Linked DNA regions of Homo sapiens: region 2 is linked to region 1. The links are chromatin loops, found by intact Hi-C in ENCODE. Cell type or tissue: dorsolateral prefrontal cortex. All regions are shown on one strand.

Region 1 (2,500 bases):
CACCCGCCTCAACCTCCCAAAGTTCTGGGATTATAGGCATGAGCCACCGTGCCTGGCTGGGATATTTTTTAATTGTAATTTTAATTAATTGATTTTTAAAATAGAGATGGGGGGGGTCTTACTATGTTGCCCAGGCTGGTCTCAAATTCCTGGCCTCAAGTGATCCTCCTGCCTTGGCCTCCTAAAGTGCTGGGATTACAGGCGTGAGCCACAGTGCCTGGCCATGACTTCTGGTTTTGAAACGCCCCAGCAGAGGGATCCGCAGAGGAGGAGTTGCTGTCAGCTGGTGCTCACGGGGTGCCTCTCTCTACGGACCCAGCCTAACTAGGACTTTGACCTGCATCGGGGGGATGGGGGGGTTAGGGAGCTTAGGTGGGACAGGTGGCCTCTGGTAGTGCCAGGTTTCTCTATGAGATGGCACTATCAAGAGTGTCCTTGTCGATGGCATTTGGAGAACATGCCGCGGGGCCGGGAAAGCCATCTGCTCCACCTGGTGCTTCCTCTATGATGCTATTCTTGTATGTGGGCACTCAGAAAATCCCAACCAGGCCAAGCGAGGTAGCTCACACCACTAATCTCAGCACTTTAGGAGGCCGAGACAGGAGGATCACTTGAGGCCAGGAGCTTGAGGCCAACCTGGGCAACATAGTGTGACCCATCTATTTAAAAAATTAATTAATTTAAATTTAAAAAATCCCAGTCAGGTGCCGTGGCTCACGCCTATAATCCCAGGACTTTGAGAGGCCGAGGCAAGTGGATCGCTTGAGCCCAGGAGTCTGAGAACCAGCCCGGGCCAACACTGCAAAACCCCATCAAGAAATACAAAAAAATTAGCCGGGCGTGGTGGCACATGCCTGTAGTCCCAGCTGCTAGGGAAGCTAAGGTGGGAGCATCACTTGAGCCTGGGAGGTTGAGGCTGCAGTGAGCTGTGATTGCGCCACTGCAGTCTAGCCTGGGCAACAGAGAAAGACCCTGTCTCAATAAATAAATAAATAAATAAATAAAGTAAAAAAATTCTAACCATAATAATAATGATGATATTGAAAATGTACTGAGTACCAGCTATGGTGCTGGGTACTGTGTTGTATACTTTATTTGGATTCTCACATTTCACCCTTAAAACAGGCCTTTGAAGTGGAGATTATTATTATCTCCATTTCACGGATTGGAAAACTGAGACTTGGAGAGATGAATTGTCAGATGGCTAGTTGGTGGTGGGAAAGGGGATTGGAATTTTTCTACACTGTTTGACTCAGCCTGGAAAAGTCAAAAAGGCAAAAAAGGTCCGGTCAGAGGAAGGGAGCGGGCAGTAGGGGGCAGTAAACCACAGTGAGAGAGGGCCGGGGAGCACAGCCCTAGGACAGTGGCTCCCAAGGAGTGAGCCCCTAAATGGAAGCCCAGTGGGCTGAGCAGTTAAGAGGCAAGTTCAGAAAGGACAAAGGCCCCTAGATACTCTCCGGACTGCCCCTAGGCAGAGCCCATTCCTCCCTGCAGTGTATGTAGGTCACACCACAGGCCGCCCTGGGGACAGCCCCAGGCCTGGGGATGTCATTCTCTGCCCTGATGCCTAACTTAGGAGATCCACTGCCACAGATGCTAGCTCTGGCAGGGGGATCTGAAGGATGAGCCATCTGTAGCACTCAAGTCTAGAAGCTGGATCTTCTGAAGCAAGGCCATGGCTGTGCTGGGGGTTCTGGTCATTTACAGAACGTAGGTAGAAAAAGTTAGAGCCTTACGTTTGGGGCACAGACTTTATAGATAACAGCAAAGGGGTTGCTACTGTGGTTTCAAACGAAATGGAAGCCACAAATCTAAAAGGCTTTTTGGATCACTACACTAAGGTGCATTTCTGATGTCCTATTTGCAATTAGTGTTATTTTGGTTATTTTTTCATCATGTGCCTATAACACTCTTGGTCTTCCAAGACCGTTATTTCAACGGTAACTACTTCTGGGTTCCTTGCTTTTGTGCTTTCTGAGTCATTATAAAAAAATCTCCTGGTCTGGCCAGGTGCAGTGGCTCACGCCTGTAATCCCAACACTTTGGGAGGCCGAGGCAGACAAATCACCTGAGGTCAGGAGTTCGAGAGCAGTCTGGCCAACATGGCGAAACCCCATTTCTACTAAAAATACAAAAATTAGCCGGGCGTGGTGCCATGCGCCTGTAATCCCAACTACTTGGGAGGCTGAGGCAGGAAAATCATTGGACCCAGGAGACAGAGGTTGCAGTGAGCCGAGATTGCGCCATGGCACTCCAGCCTGGGTGACAGAGCGAGACTCTCTCTCAAAAAAAAAAAAGTATGGAAAAAGAAAAATTTAAAAAATAATAAAAATTTAAAAAATAATAAAAATTTAACTGTTAAAAAAAAAGCAAGATGGAACAAGGTAACATTTGATCTTAGGGAGAAACTGCACTGATAGATGCCAAAACTGGCCCTCTGTGACTAGTACAAATATAACGTGAGCCATTTGTGTTAATTTTTTTTTTTTTTTGAGATGGA
Region 2 (2,500 bases), 220 kb after region 1:
GTATTCTGTTCCTATTGACTTGGTTCCTCAGGAATATACTTAGGCATTGATAGGATGTTGGACATTTTCTTCTTGGGGCACCAGGACCTCCTTAGGGGTAGGGGAATATCCTGGCACACATCATAGCAGAGAACAGTAGTGAGACCAGTGATGGAAAGTGGCGAGTTTAGAGTCAGACTGCCTGGATTTGAATCCTTCTCCTCCATTGGCTGTGTGACCTCAGGCTACCTCCCTCAAGCTCTATTCACTTCCTCCCTCTGTAAAATGAAGATTATATTGTCTTCCTTATAGAGTCGTGGATTACATGTGATAATTCATGCCAATAAATATATGTAATTATTTTTACAATATTGTTATTAATATACATTAATAACATGAGCCAACCATATCAACCCTCTCCCTCCTCCTTTCCATTTCATGCTTATAGACATTTAAGGACCAGAATTAAACCTGCCTTCTCTCTGAAACTTGCCCATGGAAAGTCTGGCAGACTGGTTTTATTTTCCAGCCTTACTGCTTAGTAGTTAAGAGACCTGTTTCCTAATCTATGAAAGCTGCAACAACTATTTTCTTGAGGTTGTTGGGAGGCTTGAAGGTGATGATGAATATGAAGCATGTAGCCCCAGGCTCCACAGATACTGATTTCACGTCCCCAGTCCCTCCCTACCTTTCTTTCCGTAATAGTAGTTCACACTTCTCTCTCCTTCTCCTGTCTGCATTTGTACAGAGTCTCAGTGTGAGTTTGTCCTCTGTGGTGGTTCTGTTCTGTAAGACACAGTTGAGAGTAAGCCCCTAGAAGACAGGGACTTGCCTGGTTGTCATTTCATGATCTGCCTAGGAGATGGGAACAACTTCCTGATCCCTCTTTGGAGCTAGAGCAACCCAGGGACTGCAGCCTCTGGGATTGCCCTTTGGGCTCAGCAGTGGCCGCTCCAGGCCTAGGACCAGGCAGCCAGCCAAGCCCATCCCCAGGAACAGCGGCCAGCGCTGGCACAGGGGAGGAAAGAGTCTGGAGGCTGATGTGCAGAGGAGGGAGGGAGAGGCAGAGCAGCTGGGCTGAGACTGAGGGAGAGAAGCTGGAGGCTGATCTTGGTCCAGCAGAAGCTGAGCAGAGCTGCTGTCTTTGGTCTTTCAGGTAAACACTCAAAGCTATAAGTAGAAAAGAAAAAAAGCCTAGAAGTTGGTTTCCCCAGTGCATGGGTTTTTTTTTTCCTTCTTTCTTCTGCCTTTTCTTTCTCCACATCCCTCCTTGTCTCTGGCTCCATTCAACCCATTTGTGTCCCTTGCTAATGCAGGAGAATGGTCACTTATTGTGAGCAGACCTGAATCGCTATGGGAGATCTGGGCTGGCTCCTGAAAAGAGCACTGTTCTAGGAGAAGGGAGACGATTCTGTCACCAAAGTTGTGACAATAATTATAACTATTATAGAGGCTAACACCAACCAAATGCTTTCTGTGAGTCAGGTATTGAGCAGAGCATTTACCTGCGTTATTTATTCTACCCAATAGTGCTTTGAGGTACAACTGCCTCGATTTAAAGTTCCATGCGGACAGTTCCCATTATTTGGTGAGATTGCCATGGCAATGGCAATGGTTTGTCTTGGTTTGTCTGAGCTCATCCTCTTCATCACTGCGCTTCTGTTTCCTCCATTCCTAAATAGACTCCTTGACCTCAGTTTGTCTGTGTTTAGTTTCCTGTAAAATGGGGGTAATTGCTTCACAGAGCTACATTTATATATAGCTTTCTTAATGTATTAACAAATACCAAATGATATTCAGGACTAATAATGCTCTGTTGCTGTTGAAAATTTGGTGCTGGGATGTCCAGATTGTGCTGAGGCTGTCCACTTCAGAGGTGGCAGTGATGGGGAGGAGGACCAACTGGGAAGGCAGTTCCATTAAATTAGTAACTGAGTGGAAAGCTAGACATCCTTTCTTTTGCAGAGATCTACAGAGTTGGGACTAAGTGGAGAGGGGAAGGAGTTTGGAACTGGCTGAAAGCCTGCTCCAGGTTAGGGACTGGGCATAACCAGCAATTCATTGTCCGTTGGGCACAGCAGATACTCAGCTTGATTTTATTCAGGATCAATCACAAGGAAATCCTGTGTTGTGGAGAGTCTGATCCTCCAAGCATTACTGGGTAGTGGTGTATTTGAGTAGGATCAGTGCTGTGGCAAGATAATCGGTTTTGGAACAAGCCCTGGGCCAGTGACTCAGTGCAGGGATAGGAAGTCCTGGCCAGCTGGGCCTGTGGAATCTGAGGCCTGGAGCCCATTGTTCAGATGGGGTAAGTTGGGGCTTCCAACAGGCTAACCAGATACTACTGAGCTACTACTACTACTGATACAGTAACAGCTGTCATATCAAGTGTTTTCTCTGAAGCCATGTACCTTTAATCTGCAGTTCCTCACTGAATCCTTTCAAGAGCTCTATCAGGCAGATATCATTTTGCAGATTGAGGAAATTCAGGCTTCCATTAGGGTCAAACAATTAGCCAGTG

Evidence for each region. A loop is a pair of places that touch in the nucleus more often than their neighbours do. Peaks named below come from ENCODE experiments on the same cell type or tissue, not always from the same donor. Only the 100,000 strongest peaks of a DNase experiment are listed, where the experiment ranks them.
Region 2: a loop joins it to region 1, with 5 times the contacts of the local background. A loop is called at or near these places in 58 of 110 quality-filtered maps.

What each region holds. Positions count from the first base shown.
Region 1 is chr16:21,082,820-21,085,319 of GRCh38, reverse strand. The region is part of intron 19 of DNAH3 (dynein axonemal heavy chain 3); the gene reads left to right. Among named protein-coding and RNA genes, the nearest start is that of DNAH3, 67 kb to the left of the region's middle. In dorsolateral prefrontal cortex, a CTCF peak has its summit at 1,308 (motif pointing right); a DNase peak (open chromatin) is centred at 1,319.
Region 2 is chr16:20,867,530-20,870,029 of GRCh38, reverse strand. All of the region lies in intron 1 of DCUN1D3 (defective in cullin neddylation 1 domain containing 3), which reads left to right. Among named protein-coding and RNA genes, the nearest start is that of DCUN1D3, 32 kb to the left of the region's middle. In dorsolateral prefrontal cortex, no CTCF peak of the experiment used is centred here; a DNase peak (open chromatin) is centred at 959; H3K27ac peaks cover 2,471 bases.